Regions from separate parts of the Mus musculus genome. Here all the other regions are linked to region 2. A link is a loop called in an ENCODE intact Hi-C map of the cell type or tissue named here. Cell type or tissue: left cerebral cortex. All regions are shown on one strand. Region 1 has its middle 24 kb from the start of D130051D11Rik. Region 2 holds the start of Trmu (tRNA 5-methylaminomethyl-2-thiouridylate methyltransferase). Region 3 has its middle 18 kb from the start of Wnt7b. Region 4 has its middle 4.5 kb from the start of Gm34622.

What was found. A loop is a pair of places that touch in the nucleus more often than their neighbours do. Peaks named below come from ENCODE experiments on the same cell type or tissue, not always from the same donor. Only the 100,000 strongest peaks of a DNase experiment are listed, where the experiment ranks them.
Region 1: a loop joins it to region 2, with 3 times the contacts of the local background. A loop is called at or near these places in 21 of 42 quality-filtered maps.
Region 3: a loop joins it to region 2, with 5 times the contacts of the local background. A loop is called at or near these places in 29 of 42 quality-filtered maps.
Region 4: a loop joins it to region 2, with 6 times the contacts of the local background. A loop is called at or near these places in 25 of 42 quality-filtered maps.

The regions. Positions count from the first base shown.
Region 1 is chr15:85,608,477-85,613,476 of GRCm38, forward strand. No RefSeq gene overlaps it. Among named protein-coding and RNA genes, the nearest start is that of D130051D11Rik, 24 kb to the right of the region's middle. In left cerebral cortex, CTCF peaks have their summits at 1,320 (motif pointing right), 2,251 (motif pointing right) and 4,632 (motif pointing right); DNase peaks (open chromatin) are centred at 1,359, 2,376, 2,954, 3,135 and 3 more places; H3K27ac peaks cover 3,165 bases.
Region 2 is chr15:85,877,075-85,882,074 of GRCm38, forward strand. It overlaps Trmu (tRNA 5-methylaminomethyl-2-thiouridylate methyltransferase), which reads left to right and starts at 2,253. Exons shown (of 11, transcript NM_028063.2): 1 at 2,253-2,384. The coding sequence starts at 2,303. In left cerebral cortex, CTCF peaks have their summits at 2,118 (motif pointing left) and 2,317; DNase peaks (open chromatin) are centred at 2,152 and 2,702; H3K4me3 peaks cover 2,096 bases; H3K27ac peaks cover 1,463 bases.
Region 3 is chr15:85,596,833-85,601,832 of GRCm38, forward strand. No RefSeq gene overlaps it. Among named protein-coding and RNA genes, the nearest start is that of Wnt7b, 18 kb to the left of the region's middle. In left cerebral cortex, CTCF peaks have their summits at 765 (motif pointing right) and 2,215 (motif pointing right); DNase peaks (open chromatin) are centred at 756, 2,314 and 3,715; H3K4me3 peaks cover 313 bases; H3K27ac peaks cover 1,550 bases.
Region 4 is chr15:85,713,937-85,718,936 of GRCm38, forward strand. No RefSeq gene overlaps it. Among named protein-coding and RNA genes, the nearest start is that of Gm34622, 4.5 kb to the left of the region's middle. In left cerebral cortex, CTCF peaks have their summits at 2,267 (motif pointing right) and 3,963; a DNase peak (open chromatin) is centred at 2,275.

The DNA of each region.
Region 1 (5,000 bases), 270 kb before region 2:
GTGAAGGCCCTGGTATGCTCCAATGGAGAGAGTTTCCCCTCCATCTTCTATCCTTATTGGTAATACAATGAAGGTCTAGGAACCTTGTTCCCCAAGCTCCTGATATGAGTCACTTCTTATACCAGGCTTCCTGGGAGGGCTGGCATGGCCATCCCTCATCCCAGTCAACTCCCAAGAGCTTGGGTCAGATCTTGTTCATCTAGAATCTCTCTCCTCAGCACCAATGTACCATCTCTTCTAGGATTGCTAGACTATCCCCTGCCCCTTCTCCATATGTGTTAATCCATTGTCCTCTGGGAAGTAAGGACTGTCCTGATGAAATACAGAGAGGTTAGGATGGCTGTTCATTGATGCCCAGCTGAGAGGGCAGAGGCCTGGAGAGGAGTTGAGCAATTGCCCCCATCACTGCGCACCTTGCCCTGATGTATACTGGATAACCTACCAGGCCACTGGACCACCAGTCACGGTAGGCCAATTCCTTCTCCTGGTCATGCCATGCTGTCTTTTTCCACCAGAGCATCTGCTGGGGGTCATGGCTCCTCTATAAACCCAAATCATGACATTCTCAATCTCCAAGTATCTCCTTTTTAGAAGATGGAGAAGAAGGGACATCAAATGGGGTGGGGGGAGGGGTAATGGAGATTTATTCCCAGTGCCCTCAGACACTAGTATCAGATTCCCAGTCTTCTGGACTTGAACATGGAAAGTTCTAGGTCTTCACCCTGGTCCTCTCTTTCTATCAGCCCTGTCTCATAAGTCAGGGCGTCATGATATGACCCTTCCTCCTCTACTCCAGGGTGGGAGATATGGAGGAGGTCCCAGTTGGGTTGATGGCTGAAACCTCCCTCTGGGGGGGTCCAGTGTCACAGTGTCAGTATCACTCTGGACTGGTGACTATCCCTGGACTCTAGATCCACCCCAGCCCCAGGTCTGTGTCTAGCTAGTCCTTGGCCTTGCCAGATCCTCTATTGTAGCCTCAGTTTGTCTGCCAGTGCAATGGATGCTTGGCCCCCGTGGGCGTTGACCATTGGTGTTCTAATGTGATGGCACTGGTGGGACCCTGTCATTCCCTGAGCCAGGTATCCTGGTGAGGGTCAGGGGTGGGGAAGAGGTTTAGCCACAGGACCCAGGCAGGATTTGGGGGGTGGGAGAAGAAAAGGGGTGCTGGGAGGGGGCATTCTGGAGAAGCCGCTGAGCAGACCTTGGAAATTCTTTTTTTTTTTAAAGATTTCATTTTTTTTCCTGTGTGTGGGTGTTTTGTTTGCATGTAGATCTTTGCACCATGCATGTTCAGTACCTGACAAGACCAGAAGAGGGTGTCAGAGCTCCTGGGACTGGGATTACAGGTAGTAAGTAGTGAGAGGCCATACGTGTGCTAAGAATCAAACCCAGGTCCTCTGGAAGAGCAGCTCTTAATGGCTGAGCCAACTCCCCAGCGTTCTGGCACATTCTAAAGACTGACCAGTCCACCCCTATCCCTGATGATGATATTGGAGGCACTAAGTTCCTAGGAGCCAGACTGGGCTGGCCGCCCTGGTTTATATAGCCCTACTGTAGTACGGCCTTCAGCACTTGGAGGGCCTCAGAGAAATTGTCCATCATTCTGAAAGCCTGCTGCTGCAGGATCAGGCCAAGGCTAGTGGGTGCCTGTCTGTCCTGTGCTGCTGCTGCTGGGTCAGGAGACAATGGGAAGAACAACACACTGAGCCCTTCCCTTCACTGTCACCATTGAGAGCTAAAAGGACATGTGCCTCGGCCTCTCGTCCATCCCCCAACACTGCAGCCAGAAGCACCAGAGGGCTGATCCCAGGTTGGGTGAGCACTTTTTTCCTCTCAACATTGTTCCCATCTTTGTGCATTTCCTGTAGGCCCTAACCACTCCCGACCTGAACTGCACACTCCAGAGACATAGGTGGCAGTGACCTCCTCCTGGGGGGGGGTGTGTGTCATAACCAGGCCTCCCAGTGACGGTACCCCATCCCTACGGGTGCCCATCATGTGGGTGCCTGAGGTCCTGTGGGCCATTGTGGCTCTGATTGTCAGTGACCCTGTAGGTTCCCAATTCTGTGAGTTCTTGGTACTGTGGGTGTCTGTGCCTTTGTGGGTGTCTATATCCCTGTGTATTCTTGAGACCCTGTGGGTGTCTGGCCCTGTGTGGGGGGATGATGGTGATCATGTGTCTGGTTCTGGGTGGATGATGGCCCTGTAGCCTTCAAAGTCCTGACCAAACTGCCATATGTCCTCATAGCCACCAGGGGGCAGAAGAGGGTGCAGGCCCACCTTCCAAGAGGACCTGTCTTCCCTTGTAGAGCCAGAGCTTTGTGTAGGCAAGAGAGGTGGGGGCTGCTGAGCAAGGGAGGCTGAACAAGGTCACTCCAGGCCAGCAGAGAAATCTTGGCTTGGATCCTGCCTCTGCTGCTACCTCCCACATGACTTCACCAGCCCGGCCCTCATCTGAACATGCAGCAAGCACTGGGCCCACTTCAGGCATCGCCTCCAACGCGGAAATTAACTTCCTGCCCAGAGAGGCTGCGCCCACACAGCTGCAGGTCTGGGCCGCCAGACCTGGGGCGCTCTGGAGTCCAGTTGAGGCCTCTCCTGCCCTCCTCCTGTCTGCAGATGGGGAAATTGAGACCCAGCCAGGGAAGGGGGTGGGGGATGGGGGGCTTGGATAACATTGCACAATAAATTCAAATCGGGGACAGGGCCAGCTGGGCCTGCAGACACTAGGCCTGAGTGCTTCACAGAGTCATCTTCTAGCCCGTGTCCCAATCCCACCAAGCACTGAAGTTGTGCTGCTATTGAGTCCTGAAGGTCTTCCTGTGCCAACCCCAGGTGCCAGGCACTGCGGCCACCAGCCTCAGAAGTGAGAAGTTTCATATTGTTTTCCAAGCCTGAGGTGTGGGTGCTTCTGGACTATGTGGGGACTGGGGACCTCATCACCAGTGCCGGGCCTGGCAGGCACAGGGCAGGAGTGAGGAATCAAGCCTCTTCAGTACTTTCCTGGCATACCGCAGCTTCTCTCTGTAGCTTTCTCTGCAGCTTCTCTCTCTCCCAGGATATAGAGCGGATAGTGGATAACCCAGCAGTCGTCCTCTGGGCGAGCATCCACCCAGCTCCTTAACAGAAGCTTAACAGTCAGAGAGACTCCTCAGACCCAAGAGGGTGAACCAGGAGGCTTTCCTTGTCCCTCAGAGTGTCAAACAGGAGTAGCTGTGGATTCTTTCTGGGGCTCTGAGTGTAGCCGGCCCCTCCCCCCTCAGGCCTTAGTTTCCCCTTGGTTGAGGCTACAGGCTCAGCCCAGGACTAGGATAGTCTCAGCTCAAGGCTGGGTGACGAATGAAGGTCTGGAGTCTAGGGCCTGGTCTTCCTTTCAGCCACCAAAAAGGGCTCATTTTGTGCCTTGGGCAGGTCGCCCAGGCAAGGAGGCCACTGGCGGCCATTCTCCAGGACCTCCTCCCGTCTGCAAGAAGCATTACCTCATCGGGAAGCCATTCCGGAAAAGAGCTGCAAGAGTTCCATGAGTGGGGATGAAGAGGGCTTTCCAAGAGCCTCCTGGCCACCCAGGAGCCCAGCCAGGGTGGACAGCACATCCCAGTTTCTGTCCAGTGACCGCTACAGGGAGGTGACAAGACTGAATTGGACTGAGCAGATAGGAGGAACGGTCCTGCCTGAAGCCAGCAGCTTCCGGGAGGGCAGAGCAGATATTTCAAGAGCTGGAACAAAATGGCCAGACGTGAGGGAGGCCGGAGAAATGAAGGGCAGAGTTGCCAAGCCCTGACCCTCTCCAGCCCATGTCCCCTCCTGCAAAATACAGAAGCATTAGGCACACTGAGATGTACCCTGCTGTCAAATGGCACCCGTCCAGAAGCATTGGGCTTCTCGATGACTTGATCAGCCACATGATCGGGAAACTGTAAGGACAGCTTGGGGTGGGGGGATGCACTAAAGGTGACCAGGAGAGCTCCCTAGCCGTTGACCCAGTGACAGTATTAGAGAGCACTCTTGGAGCCTTGATTTTCTCATCTGGAGAATGGAGCAATTAAGCTTCCCGTCCAAAAGACGTCTGAGAACACAGGCACTGACAAACTGGTGCTTTTGGGGCCACATCGGTGGGTCCTCCCCTGCCTGGGCCAGGGGACCCCTCCTAAGATGAGCACACACTTCTCACCTTGCCCCAGAGGGAGTGAAACGCTGTCCTCCAACTCCACCCACCCAACCACAGAGTTGCCCGGGCTCACTATCTTTTCCCAAATCCTACCTGGAGAATATCCATGCACCCTGAAAATAAATAGAGAAGAAACTGGCCCTGTCCGGATTACACTGAGACCCATTGAGGGAGCCTGTGGACACAGGTCCAAGGTCAGGCCCATCACATGCGGAGCTGTTCTGGCTACTTATTAGAGAAAAACCTAGGACACACCAGCAGGCAGGAAGTGTCGTTGGGGACAAGAATTAGATGTTTTGAGCCTGGGGCGTCAGACTGATCTTATTGAATGATTGGAGATTCCAAAAGGACAGGAGAAAACCAGAGGCTGGGCAGAAGGCTTTTTGTTTGTTTGTTTCATTGATTGATTTTTGTCTGCATTTATATCTGTGCATCATGGATGTGCAGTGTCCATAGTGACCAGAAGAGGGCACCAGATACCCTGGAACTGAGGCAAAGGCAATTGTGAGCTAGCACATAGGGGCTGAGAATTGAACCTGGGTCCTCTGGAACAACTCGTAACTGTCGCTCCATCTCTCCAGCCCCCCAGCAGTTTTAAGACAGCTGAGGAGCTCTTGAGGGAGCCCACACCCTTCCTCCTGTGCACAGAAAGTCCTGCCAGAGCAGGGCAGAGGTGCTAGGTAAAGGGCTTCCCTGCAGGCAGCAAGCAGACAACCGCCTGGGTGTTAAGGATGGCCGAGCTGACCCCAGGATCTGTGTGACCCCAGGGCCCCTGAAACCCTTGGCTGTCTCTGCACCCAGCCTAGCTAGTGAGGGGGCGGGACAGGGGCAG
Region 2 (5,000 bases):
CTGAGATCTGCACGGGTTTCTCATTCTCTGGTTAATGAGGTGAACCCAAAGCTGCCAGCTGGAGTGGGGTCCTAGACACAGCAGTGGCAAAGTGAGGTAGGGCACAGACCTTATAAAAGGTCTGCCAAGATGCCAAGGACCCTGGAGGGATGGCAGCAGATTCTTCCCCAGTGGGCAGTAAACTCTGGAGTCCTGAACATTAGCGCTGTAAATGGCCCTCACCTTCCCTGACCCACTCACACCTATCACACAGGGGAAAAAGGAAATGTAGAATTGAACTCATTTAAGAAAGCTGGGTTTGCAGTAGGGGCAGGGCTACATTTCCCTTAGGGTACTGTTGGGTAAGGAGTGGCTGCATCCTTCCTTGGTGTGTTTGGTGGGGAGAGGACATTAACCTATGAATAACTAACTAGGCTACCTTGGTGATGTCTGTACTTAGCCCTGGCTCAGCGCACGCCTTGTCCTCATGCGGCCGTACTCTGCTCTGTCTACCGGGGCATCTGGTTTTTGGCAGCATATGCTGCAGTCCCTCTGCTTTCCCCTCTGAAGATGCTCAAAGGTGGCTTTCCCCTACGTTCTTCTTCATAGCTCCTCGGCTGGCTGTTCAGAAGGGTCAGCTTTGGGACACACTGGAGACTTGAGCTGAGGGGCTGGCATGAAGTATACTGATGTAGGCTGATGACCAAAGCCCCACCCTCGGAGATGGCAGAGGCTTGCTTCCCTGTAATTTCTTACCATTGTGGGGGGGCAGTGTTCCTGAAGCCCACATACCATTTGGGTTGGTGCCGCACAGCACTTTCCTGTCCATGGTGTATCACACTGCAGACTTTGGGAGTTATAGGGAAGCAAAAAACACCTTGTGCAGGAAAAAGAAACGCCCCAGTTTTCTCTCTAGTGTAAGAAAATACTGGCCAACAGCAGCGCAGGGAGGAAAGGGTTTATTTATGTGGTTTGCACATCCGAATCACAGACCAACCTGAAGGAAAGTTAGAGACGGAATTTTGACAGGAACTGAAGCAGAGGCCATGGAGGAACACTGCTTACTGGCTTGCTCCGCATGGCTTGATTAGTTTGCCTTCTTTTACAACCCAAGATCACCTGCACTGGTGTGGCTCTCACATCAATCAACAAATCTCACAGACTTGTCTAAGGGCCAATCTAATGGAAGCATTTTCTCAATTGATGTCCCCCCACCCCTAGCTTGTGTCAAGTAGACAAAAATTCTAACATAGGTTTGTCTGGTTTCTGCTACTTTGTGGTTGGCCCTATCATAGGTTCTGGTAGGAAAAGTGAGATTTGCTATACTAAATGCCCATACCCAAGAAGGGAGGTCCTGGTCCTCAAGGCTAGAACACTCCACAGACATGACCCCCTGCCCTTTTGTCTCTCTCTCTCTCTCTCTCTCTCTCTCTCTCTCTCTCTCTCTCTCTCTCTCTTCTCTCTCTCTCTCTCTCTCTCTTTCTGTCCCAGGACTCGTATCTATTTTCTTCCAGCAGCCACTCAACATCTGTCATGTGCGAGGCCCCCCACAATCAATTCAGGAAGAGCCACAGCTCCAGCCTGAGGTCCCCAAAGCATCCACTCGTTAGAGCTGATCCCCGCAGAGTGCTCGTTCGTCCTCCAAGAATGGCCCACGAAACAAACACTCTTAAATCACAGGCACCAGGATGAACAGGTGCGACTCCAAACTCTCCCAGTCTTCCGTGGCCCATCCTTCCCAGCTACTGTCTGGGTCTGGTTAACTACGCTCCCATCCCCTACTCCAACCCGTTGACTGAGCTGCTAGCAAAGCCTTACTGAGCAACGGTCCACTATGCTTTGTCCTCCACTGGCTCTGCACCCGCCAGGCCCGCAAGCATCTAGAATCCAATGAGAACGTGTTGACAGCCCTGTCCCTCCAGCGGGTAAACAGGAGGAGCCAGCGGCCGACACAGCATCTCGACCTTGTGTGTGCCCAGGAACGCCTTTGAGACCTCAAGCCCGAGCGGAGGCTGTTCCTGGTGCAGCTGACCCAGGAGCGCCAGCTGAGCACAGAAGAAAACGTCGCAAGGGCAGCGAGTGGTGGCTAAGAAGCCGGACCCGACCAACTCATCGCTGGCCTATCTGGGACATGCTGCCACCTAGTGCTCCTCGGCCGATCCGCCGCGCGGAACCCAAAAGCCTGCAGAACACTGGGTGAGCGGAGCACGTTTCCCGCCGGGTGAAGAGTGAGGACGCCCCCCCCCCCCGTCCCCCCCGTCCCCCGGAGGCTGGGACTTCCGGCGTAGCTTGGACGCAGCCAGAAAGCTCGCGGTGTAGCCTGATGTCGGCGCTGCGGCACGTCGTGTGCGCCCTGTCTGGCGGTGTGGACAGCGCGGTGGCGGCGCTGCTGTTGCGGCGGAGAGGTGAGGCCAGGGTTCCTCACTGGGGACAGGAGCTTGGGCTCCTCCAGGTCTGAGGCCTGGCCTTTTGCAGACTCCGCGGGCCTCCAGGCGAGGACACCGCCAACTCTAATGACAAAATCACTCCAGTGTTCTCCTTCGTTGGATGACAAACTTCACTCCGAACAGCTACCAGTTCTTCCTGACTTGTAGATGTAGCCTCATGGGTCCTTAGGGTTCGGATCTGATTCCAACGACCGGTGTACATTCCTCCTGCTGTGTGGCCCCACCTTGTGTCAACCTCTCCGCATTCACCTTGGCGGCTTTTAATGGAGTCCCCCTCAGCCGTGGATCATCTTCCCCGGGGCACGCGGGGTGCAGAGGCGCGGGGCCAGGAGCCTGGGCTTGGGCAAGTTAACTAAGCACCCCCCAGTAAAAATGGGATGACCCGTAATATGGGATGACTGGAATGATTAAATGGCACAGTATGTATTGAAAGGGTTAGCTATACAATGTGAGATATATCGGAAAGCAGGAGCGATTCTTTTATAATCACAGCTGTTATGACAGAGTAAAAGAGCCACAGGATACAGGTGTGTACTATGGTGAGAAAGGAAGAGGGAAGCATTTCTCTACAAAGAACTGGCTGCAGTAACACAGGCAGGAGGCAGAGGAGAGAGTGCCGGCCAGAATAGGATATAGTGGGGTTAGTGAAGCTGACGGTATTAAGGAATTTGGGGTAATGTTGAGTAGGCAGTGTGAGTCTTTGAAGGTTTCCAATGAGAACTGTGTAACTAGATGCTTTGGGAAGTGGCAAAGGTTGGCATCATTCTTACAGATTTATCTTTTACTACTAAAGGGAGATCAACTGCTGCCTAGTTTTTATGTCACATTAAAACTATGTGACATGTTAGGGTCCTCTGGTAGGAGGGAACCTCAGCTGAGAAACTGTCATCACCCTGGCCTGTAGGCTAGTCAGTGGGGCCTTCTCTTAATAATTGGTGTAGGAAGCCTCGTTCCATTAGGAGTAATGCTATCTCTGGGCAGGTGGTCCTAGGTTTTATAAGAAAACAGGCTGAGCAGGCCAAAGAAACAAGCCCATAAGCAGTATTCTTTTATAACCTATGATTCAATTCTGCCTTCAGGTTCCTGACCTGAGTTCCTGCCCCAGCTTCCCCTGATGGTAGACTGTGACCTTTAGGGCCAAATAAATCCTTTCCTCTCCAAGATGCTGTTGATCGTGGTGTTTATCATAACAGTGGGAACCTAGCCAAAACAAAGGCTCTCTCCCCTCAGGCTGCTACATCTAACTTTTACCCTTCCTTGGATTTTTTTCATGAAAGAAATTGATGGACGGTATCAGAGGAAAGAAAACCATCCTCTCATTTCGGCATCGAGGGCTCTTAGAGGTGATGTCCCATACTGCAATCCGTAGAAAGTTGACCAGTCCTTGAGTGCCTGGCTCCATGCATGTGGGTCTTGTCCCTCTGTGAGACAATTGACCAGGCAGATGTAGCATGGGAATGGTGGGGTTCTAAAACTCTGCGTAGAGTTTGTTCATGTTACAAGCTTGTGGGGTTTTGGCTCTCCTTATGCCCTGGGCATTGTATTAGCTCTTGGGACACAGGATTGTATTATGCCATCTCTGCATTAGTAAGTTACGTGTAAGACCACCTCAAGAGCTGAGCCCAGCATGGTTAATCTCTACAGTAGAGCACAGTCAGGTGCCTCCAGACACAAAAGAGGGCCTCATCTCATACCAGGCTGTGTGGGACTTTAATGAGTGTGGTTTTTTTTTTTAAGAATTACTTGTTTATTTTATATGAGTACACTGTAGCTGTCTTCAAACACACCAGAAGAGGGCATCGAATCCCATTACAGATGGTTGTGAGCCACCATGTGGTTGCTAGGAATTGAATTCAGGACCTCTGGAAGAGCAGTCAGTGCTCTTAACTGCTGAGCCATCTCTCCAGCCCCCTGAGTGTGGTATTTTATTTGTTAAAGGTTTGTCAGCAAAATCCCTGGAATTTTTTGGAGGAGGGGGCAATAATCAAACACTTGAAGCTTTTAATACAGTTCCCTGTCTTTCCTTACATTCAGCTTATTCGGAGGGAGAAACAGGGTTTTGATGCAAGGTGAACCACAGTGAGTTTTCTGAGACACTGGAGGGCCAGTGCTGACCTATGTGATATTTGGTTGGGTATTTGTCACAGTGGAGAAGAGAGATCATAAAACATGTGGATGATAGAGCCCTACGGAATAGCCAACGCCTTAATTTAAATGTTTGGTGTTGAGAATTGAACCCAGGGCTTCACCCATGCTAAGTATGGGCTTTCCCCTGGAGGTACCCCCTCTGGGTGATAAAATTCCAATTTTTTTTTAATTCCAATAATTTAATTGGCTTTAATTTGATAACTTAGAATGTAAAAGTCTTAATAATTGGATAGCTTTTAAAATGAGTTCCCTTTAAAAATAACTGGACAGTGATTATCTTAAAAATATTTTAAATTCTGTATGTATGGATGTTTTATCCACATGTATGTCTGTGCACCATGTGAATACCCGGTTTTAAGAAGGTATCAGATCTCCTGGAACTGGAGTTACAGGTGGCTGTGACCTGCCATGTGGGTACTGGAAATT
Region 3 (5,000 bases), 280 kb before region 2:
CTTCTCCAACAAGGCCACACCTCCTAATAGTGTCACTCCCTGGGCTGAGCAGAGACACACCACTACACTTGTCTTCCTCACCAGATAGGCAGTTAGACACATAGGGGTCCCTCGGGAGCTGGTCTATGTAGCTCATTGGCAGAGCACTTGCCTAGCCTGCGTGAGGCTTTCAGTTCAATCCCCACTACTGCCACAGGTGCAAACACAAGAAAAGTGAAGTGTGACATGCAAGAGCTTACAGGGGGCCTGAGTGGCACTTAGTGGACTCTGAGTTAATCAAGCAAATCTTCACTCCTACAAGTGTGGACAGCTGGTGTTGCTGCTTGGCCAATGAGTTATCAATGCAAATACTTTATGGTATGGGGGATTTCGGTGTCTGTGTGTATGTGGTATGTGTGTGGTGTGGTGTGTGTGAGAGAGAGGTAGTGTATGTGGTGTATGTGTTTGTGTGGTGTATGTGTGTGTGTGTATGTGTGTGTGTGTCTGTGTGTGGTATAGTATGTGTAATATTGTGTGAGGTGTGGTATTTGTGTGTGTGTGTATTGTATGTGTCTGTGTTGTGGTATAGTGTGGTGTGTGTATGATATGTGGTGTGTGTGGTGTATGTGGTGTGCTGCGTATGTGGTATAGTGTATGTGGTGTGTATGGTGTGAATGTATGTGCTGTGTATGGTGTATGTTATGTGTTGTGGTGTGTGTGTGATATGTTTGGGGTGTGTTTCCTGCATATATACCTGTGTACAATGTACCTGTAATGCCCATGAAGGCCAGAAGAGGGCATTGATCTCTAGGGACTGGAGTTGCAGACAATTGTGAAGAGCCATATGGAAGTTGGGAATTGAACCCACGTCCTCTGGAAGAGCAGCCAATGTTCTTAACCACAAAACTATCTCTGTAGTTCATGAAGCAATAAATCTGTTGACCAGATTTGTCTGACGGAAGCAGCCATCTTTAGGGCCTTTCCTGGTGGATGTTTTATAATCAGGAGAAATGGACGCAGACTCCTGAAGCCCACACTGCCCACTGTGCCTCTGGCTCCTGGAGGAGGCTGGGGAAGGAACTCTCAGAGGTGCCACTCTCCTCTTCAGGGGAGAGTATGGACACGCTTCTGGCTTTTCAACAGCCAGGCTGGCTGTGGCCAGAAGCCATTGTCCTTTGGAGATGCCATGGAAACTGACAACAGCTGGTCCCTGAGAGCCTGAGGAGATGCACATGGCTAGAGATGGGGTTCTCACTTCTCAGTGCCGAGCTCCAAGAGTGAGCCAGGCAGGTCCGGTGAGAGAAGTCTGGCTTCGAGGGACAAAGGTGAGCTTGGCCAACACAGAGGACCTACATAGCGAGAATTTGGGCTTCTTTAAAAACCCACTTGTGTAATGTGATTATGTTTTTGTTTTAATCCCAGGTGTGGGATATGGGTCTGCGTCAGATTGTCCAAGGATGAGGCCACAAGTGCGCACTATGATAAAGCCAGGCTATGTGAAACTGCTGCTTTGAACTTATAATGAGCTTACAGAGTGAAGCGCTGCTTTGAACTTACTATCAACATCCTTCTGTAACTCCCCTTTTGTGTGATATTTGATCTATGAGGTAATTTTATAAAGAACTTTTGTCTAAGACAGTATAGGAAGGCCAGAGCAAAGGAATGAAGTGTGACATCCTCTGCTTCCTGGCTTACAGCTCCCCGTGGCTTGCTCGGCCTCCTTTCCTATAGAATCCAGGACCAGCCCCACCCCCAATGAATCAATCACTAAGTATGAAAATGCCCCCATAGGTTTGCCTGTAGCCCTTTACAGAGACATTTTCTCAATTGAGGTTCCCTCCTCTCTGGTGACTCCAGCTTGGGTCAAGTTGACATAAAACTATCCAGCACAGGCAGTGATGGTGATGACGATGATAGTGGTGATGATGATGGTGGTGGTGATGATGATGATGGTGGCGGTGATAAGGAAGATAGTCGCAGGGCTTTTGAGAATGAGATGGTTGGCAATGTCTTCTGTGGAGTCCAGTTTGCAAACTGTCCTCACCATATCATAGTCCCTGGGAAAGAGCCACAGCTTGGACCCATTTTCCATGGAAGTCATGGGGACAGTTGGTGATCTCAGGCAGCTCCAGCTCCTGGCCAGTCAGTCCCCACCCTGTGGTCCTCCAAATGTCCTTGACCTTCAGGAATTTGCCCAGTTCTGGATTCCTTCTCTATGGCCTGACAACTCCCAGTAGCTCCACCAGAGGGCGCTCTGTAGCCGGGAATGGGCACACTGGGTCCTAACCATGAAGCTGGACCACACTCCTGATACAGAGGGGAAGGGGCAGATTTTGGACTCTCGAGGGGCCTGGCTGCCAGGCCAAAGGCTGTGTGGCTTTTGCCTCTGTGGCATCGTGCTTTCCTGAAGGCTCTAGGGATGACTCATGGGGACCAGATTGGTGCTGGCTTGTAAAGATATCAGAAACGGGGATGAATCACCGTGAACAGTGATAGGGTGCGTATTTGAAGCTACAGCCCTGGGGACCAAGGGGTCTGTACGCTGTGACGTCACCCCCTGAGGTTCAGGGTGCTGGAATGGGAACATCAGTGGCCAACCCAGCCCCCAGGTGGCCACCAAGGAACTGGCGATCCATATAATTGTCTCCAGACACTTGGCTCACCCAGGTCCCTTTGGCTGCTGTGAGCCTGGGTACTCATGAATCTAATCCAGGCCTTACTGTCAATCCTCCAAGACTCAGGTCTGGAAGTGGGTTTGCAGGTAAGATAGTCGTGCTCTGCCATGCTGACCTTTCCGAGGGGGTTACCTGTGTGGCCATTCCACAGCCTTGTAGTGTCCTGTGAGGGTCACCCTCCTTCCTCTCCCCTGCTAGCTTCTTTTCTTTCTGTGACGTTTTATTACTACTGTTGGGCCATCGCTGTTGCTATTATAACATCCATGTGCGTGGCAAGCGGTCCGTCAGTCACTAGGCTCCACCCCTCTGTAAGGCTGGGCAAGTGGACTGCATTCTTTCCTTGAGTTCATTGTCAGGGTTTGAGGGAAGACCCTGCAGCCAGCCAGAGGAGGGGGGAGGCAGAGATGGGCCCCCACTGGGGAGGGCAGGCCTGGCAGGGAGGAGCCAGCACACTCAGGAAACAACTTATTCAGCAATCTGTCAGTCCTCTGTGAGGACCTACTAAGTGCATGGGTTTTATGCTAAGACCTAGGAAGGGTAGGGTCTGTCCTTCCGGGGTATTTATGAGGGACGGGGAGACAAACAGGCAAGCACTGCGGCTATGAGATGAGGGATGTGGGCTCAGGAGAGGTGGGAGGAGACAGGAGAGGGGCGGGGCCTGTAGGAAGGACAGACAGCATCTGAACAGGAACGCCTGACCGGAAGGGACGCTGTCAGGAAGGGCAGGAGGGCGGGTAGAGAAGAGTGTGGACCCTGGAGTAGACCTGGGTGGCACAATCTCAACAGATCTACAGTGCCAAGGACACAGCCATGCAAGGGCACCATGGTAGGGAAGGCTTGCCCAGTCTGAGGCCAAGGCTACCAAAAGAAAAGAAAGTCCAAGCCAAGATTCTCTGACCCCCTCTTACTTTCTTCCACCCCCCTCCCACAAGGCAGTGCTCCAGAGTCCCAACGGGTTCAAGGCTGGAGGAATCAGTTTGAGTCACCCGAGAGGCTCCTCCCCCTGGAATCTGAAGTTCTAAATCCCAGTGCCTGGGCAGTGGGTTCACTCGGGGACACAGTGGCTCCTCTTCTGTGCTCTGTCTTCCTGTGGGGCTGGGGGGGATGGATGGTCCTGGCCCCGGGCCACCCGCCAACACATTGTCTGCTAGTCTGGCCGGAAGCAGCTGCTGCGCAGGGCGGGTGGGGCCTGCGGGGGGGGCGGGGGGGGGCAGGGACTGGGAAAGCTACAGAAGCAGCCTGAGCCCTGGTGCTCCTTAGTCAGGGGTGGGGGGGGGCTGGGATGTGGAAGCTGGATATGGGGAGAGGGGGGCTGGTGCTGTCCCGTCCGTCCTTCCTTCGTCTACACACTTGCTCCGTCTCCAGGGCACCATCCCAGCACCTCTGACAGTAACCAATCAGAGGATTTTGTTTGCCTGGACAAGGTCGAGAAGACCAAGGGAGCAGCCAAGTCCTAATCCAAGGAGAAATGACCCTGGTCCTGGCCAACTCCTCATCTGAGAAGAACATGTCCAACCACTAGTCCCATGGGAATTTGGACCCTATACTCTCAGGAGACAATGGCGGGTGCAGCCGTCCAGCCTGGGAACTCATAAGTCTCTTTATCCCATGGCTCCTGCCCTGAACCAGGTCCTTTCTACCCCCAGCCCCCTCCTTCTCTCCCTCCTCAGCCCATGTACCAAAGCTTCAAAGAACACCTCCTGTGTGGACAACTATAGAGAAAAATGGTGTGTCTCAGCTGGAAGAAACCATTTTCGTCTGTCCACAGCTGACTCTATGACCTTGCTCATGAGGTAAAGTACGGTCCTTAGCACCTGCACACATGTGTTTGGACTGGCATCCACCTGTTCTGGCAGGTATGATCCAGGACCCCAGTCTGGATACCGTGTCTGTTAAGGGCCCAGGATGCTCTGGGTCACATGGTCACAGCTTCTGTGTGGTTACAGCTGTCGTTCACCCCTGCCCCTCATTCCTCAGAATGCTGCTGTTCTTTTCTGAGGGTCTGAGCTGCATCTCAGCAGTACCAGCCTAGGCCCTGACTCTTTACTTTCATATACAGCCATTACTGGGGTCTGGGCTCACTCTGGCTAGGGACCTTGTTTCTAGAATCTTCTGTTAATTTCCCTTCAAATGTTGTCTGTCTCACTTTTCAAAGTATCATTTAGGATTAAAAACTGTCCCAGGCCAGGCAGTGGTGGCACATGGCACTTGGGAGGCAGAGGCCGATGAATATCTGAGTTCGAGGACAGTCTGGTCTACAGAGTGAGTTCCAGGACAGCCGGGGCTATACAGGGAAACCCCGTCTGGAAAAAGCCAAAACCAAAACAAAAAAAACCAAAAAACAAA
Region 4 (5,000 bases), 160 kb before region 2:
CACAGGAGCCTGGCGAATGTTCTGAGGCAATGCTGGTCTATTGTTAAACCCACCACCAGGGGTCCTTTAGTAAATACCTGATTATGCTATTCCTCTGGGACTAGTGAAAAACCTGCACCAGGGGTATTCTGTTCTACTAACTGTTTTATGTATAGTACTACAACCCACCTATTTCCTAGGCCATTGTGTATTCCTGTGTTTGGGTGTGACTGGGCTGTTGTCCTAAGTAATTACTATGCAGATTAGCCCTGAGCTTTCCTAGCTCTATACAAGTAAATTGTAATGCCTGATTATCTTCACTGTCTCTGCTAGAAGTAAATTTGAGTGTTACTGAATAGGTAACATTCTTACTGAATTCCAAGCTTAGGGTTGGCTTCAAGGACTTTCTAGGACATTGGTGAAGGCCAGGGCGTAAAATTCAACCTGATTTAAGTACTTGTAAAATCATTACTTGGAAGCACCTATAATGCAAGAAAGTACACAGATCCATACACCAGACTAATACACAGGGTTTGAGTATATGGGCTATGGGAATGCCGAGGTTCCAGGAGCCTAAGTTTCCGTGAAACTCTTTGTCTCAGGACTGCTTCCAGGTTTCTAAACCTGTAGTGCACTACTGGAGTGAATGTAGCAAAGACCTTTCTTTCTTCCTTCCTTTCTTCCTTCCTTCCTTTCTTTCTTTCTTCCTTCCTTTCTTCCTTCCTTCCTTCCTTCCTTTCTTTCTTTCTTTCAAAAATATTTATTTATTTACTTGTTTATTTACTTATTTATTATATGTAGACACTGTAGTTGTCTTCAGACACTCCAGAAGAGGGCGTCAGATCTCGTTATGGATAGTTGTGAGCCACCATGTGGTTGCTGAGATTTGAACTCAGGACCTATGGAAGAGCACTCAGTGCTCGTAACTGCTGAGCCATCACACCAGCCCGGGAAGACTTTTCTAAGGTGTACAGCTCTGCTCCCCCCTCCACATGCCCTCTCTTGGAGTCATGCAGTAGTGAGCCACTGGAGGCTCTGACAAGGTCTGTATAGGGGGAAGCTGATTTGGTACCCTCATGCTCCCACAGAGCAGAAGCTATGTCAGGGGCTTTAGTCAGCAGAAGTCTCAAGTGGGCAGAGAGTCTTGAGAGGTTGCAGGCCCTGTCCTCAAACCAAAGTGGACCCCCCCCCGAAGCACAGCAGATAGTGGTCCACCAGTGAGAAGCCGTGGCTGCTCAGGGGAGTTGCAGCCCCCATCCCTTCCCCTGTACATGGCCATCTAGGGAGAGTCTCAGGCTGCCCAGCCCTGGGTGGTGGCCTGTCCTGTGGGGATCCAGCCTTGAGGAGGCTCAGGAGTAGCAGAAGGAAGGGCACCCGGGTGCATGCTCAGAGCCAGGTGCCACTCAGTGCCCTAAGTTAGGCCCCAAGGCAGAACAAGGCAGGGACTCCAGACACAGAGCTGAAGTACTTGCCATTTCCAGATTCAGGCAAGGCCCCTTGATCATCAGTGCTGCCCTGTCTCCCTGTACCTGGGACTTTGGGGGATGTAGAAGTCTGGCTTCCGAGTGTGAGGCCCAGGTGTAGCCCATCTGTCCCTGGTCCTGATTGGCTTTGCTAAGTGTTCTGGGAATAGTGGGTTTTCTCAGCTGTAGTTTGGTCAGAACTGGGAGAAAGACTATGAGAGACAGAGACAGGGGCCTGTGGGCCTTGTAAGGCTGAGCCAGTGGCCTCTTTTATCCCCAAGACACTGTAGCCTGGACACTCAGCCAAGCAGAAGCTGGGGGTGGGGGAGTTACATCGTGAGCCTAGGTGGGGTCGGAGAGCTCCCAGACCTTCTGCAGGCTGTAACAAAAAGGCACAGGCTTGGCTTGCTTTCTATTTATTGCTGTGGTCAAAACCATGATCAAAATCAACTTGGGGAGGGAAGAGTTTCTTTCATCTTATACTTCCAGATAACAGGGAGGCCAGGTCAGAAACCTGGAGGCAGGAGCTGAAGCATAGGTCGTGAAGGATTGCTGCCTACTGGTTTGCTCTCCACGGTTTGCTTAGCCCACGTTTCCAATGTCTAGGAGTGGCATTATTAGTCGTGGGCTGGGACCTCCTACATTAATCGTTAATTTTTAAAAAATGCTCTAAAGAATTGCCTATAGGCCAGTCTGATGGAGGTATTTTCTTAATTGAGGTTCCTTCTTCCCAGATGACTGTGACACGTTGTCAAAAACCTAACCGGCACATACTGGTAACCTTTTTAATTTGCCACTCCAATCTAGGCAGTTTTTGTCCTGTCCACCAGGTGGCGCCCTGCACTCGCTAATAGGCCCATAGTAAAAGGCAGGCAGTTTGGGTGCTGTCCTTAGCCGCCTCCTCTCTGTAGATGGGGAGACCTAATGGTTCCTGTGAGGTCTCCAGGTGTGGCGTCCTCTTCCAACCCACATGAACCCCTGCCTCCACATCACTTCTGCAGGGTCACGGGAGTCAGAACTCCACCCCAGCTCACCACAGTGTTCTGCCTTTCTGAGTTTCCCCATCCATAAACAGACATCCCTACTCTTCCCTAGTTTGAGAGAACTAGCCATTGCCCCAAAGAAAGCCTGTTTAACCTCTCCAACCATCCCTATCTTCTCCCTTACTCTTCCATGTACCAGCCCCTACTGAGAGGGATGTCCCCAGGAGGGCTGTCACGCAAAGTGGAGGGTGCTACCAGGTTTAGGCTGTCTACAGGTCATGTGACTCAAGGTCACACTCAGCAGGAGGTGAAACAGTAAGAGAAAGGTGGGGGGACCCTGCGGACCACTGGTCTCAGCAATGCAGTGGTTCTCAACCTCTGGGTCATGACCCCTTTGGGGGCTGAACGACCCTTTCACGGGACCACTGGAAAAGACAGATCTTTACATTATGATTCATGACAGTAGCAAAGTTACAGGTAAGATAATAAGATAGTCCACGATGATAATTTTATGGTTGGGGGTCACCACAGCATGAAGAACTAACTACTGTATTAAGGGTTGCAGCATTAGGAAGGTTGACACCCACTATGGTGGTGGGTGGGAGGTGGCCCCAGTACAGAGGTAGAGGTTGGCTCTCACCTGCGCTTCCCAGATGAGGATATCAAGACAGAGAAGCCAGTGATCAGGGACAGTGATCTCCGAGAGGGTCACTAGGCCCCAAGGGAGGCTCCAAAGCTCTGGACCGGCAAAGATGTTGTGGTAGGGAAGGGAGGCAATTCAGGGACAGCCTTGTGACACAGATAGGAGGAAATCCTGGCACCTTGTGTAACCTGACTGGCCCATGTCCCACTGAGGGGAACCTGCTGGCCTGTTCGTGCCAAAGCTCAACCTCTCCTATCACTGGTGTGCTCACTCCTGGTGCCAGTGTGACACTCTCCCTCCAGCCTTCCCTGCCACAGGGGACCACAAGTGTATAGTCTCAGCTCACACCAGGCCCTCCTCTGGTCAGCTTTTCCCGGCCTCCACTCTCAGCCTTTGTGAACACGAATCGCCTGGCTGTCTGGGAGCTCTCCGATATTGCATCTGTTTCCACATCCTGATGTTAACTCCCAGCTTAAGGATGAGAATGTTGGGGTGCTGTGGGGTGGCAGGGGATGCATTGTAAAGGAGGCCAGACCTTCCTAAGGTCTACAGCCTGCAAGGCACCCATCAAAAGCACTTGTGGGGTTGGCGAGATGGCTCAGTGGTTAAGAGCGCCGACTGCTCTTCCGAAGGTCCTGAGTTCAAATCTCAGCAACCACATGGTGGCTCACAACCACCCATAATGAGGTCTGCCGCCCTCTTCTGGTGTGTCTGAAGTCAGCTACAGTGTACTTACATATAATAAATAAATAAATATATCTTTAAAAAAAAAGCACTTGTGGCTGTGTATTACATAAACCCTGGCTTTGCCGCCACCTGCCCTGAGTGACTTCTCATCTCCAGGGAGCCTCCCAGACTCCATCTCTCTCCTCCTCTCTGCCCCAGCTCTTCTACCCAGATGCCCACAAGTCCTGCCACTAGGAGGCTTGGGAGTTACTGGGACAGAGGGGAGCCAGTCACAGACAGGAGACCTGTCTGTAACCCGCAGGGTGAGAGTGCAACCATATGCACTGGCCACCACCCCAGAGAGGCCAGAACCTGGCACTGAGTGTCCCTCTCTGTTCCAGAGCTCCCTTTGCCACCTTCTGAGTGGATCCAGTGTGTCATGTGCCATGCAGTCTCAGAGGAGTCCTGTTTGGGCAGTGAGAATCACAAGGACATAGGTGGCAAGAGCCAAGGAGACTCATGCTGTGGAGGAGGTGCCTGCAATAGGGCCTGGTTGGAGCTCCTCTTTAACGCCATCTTCCCTACTCCTATCCCCTAGCACCCACTTAGCATAGAGCTGAGACTCAGCGAGCCCAGGCAAGTGAGGTAAATCTTAGCCTAGGCTCTAAAGGATGAATAGGAGTTCGTGGAGAAGAAGAGAGGCATGTCTTGTGAAGGGGACAGTGGGCACAGAAGTAGCAAAGGTCTGAGGGAGGGCAGAGACACTGTATACCTCACACTCCTGTATAGATGGGTAACAAGGACACACGGGATGGATAGAGGGATTGAGGCTGCTCTGTCCCCTGTCCCGCCAGGCCTTGGCCACATCTCATGCTTCCCTGACTAAGCCTTCCTCAGGGTGCTCTGGCACGATTGATCATCAGCTTCTCTCACCTCCCCACACCCCGCTCTTCCTTCTAACAGACTCCTCCCTCCGCTTGTCCCTCTTCTTGATGGGAGACATTTTGACCACCACCACCCTCGCCCACCCACTGGGATGCGATCCTTTCTCTCTGGCCTCCATCCTTCATCCTTCTCCCTAACAGCCCTGGGCGGCATCTTGAAAACCGGCCTTAGTCAAGCTATCTATCCCCTGTTGGAACCTAGATGTGAATGGGACTGGGCTCAAGACAGGTATCGGTAGCTGGACCCCCAACTGCTTAACCTTCTGGTAATGACCTGCTATTTTTAGGTGGCCATGTGGGACCACTCTGGAGTGTTATTACC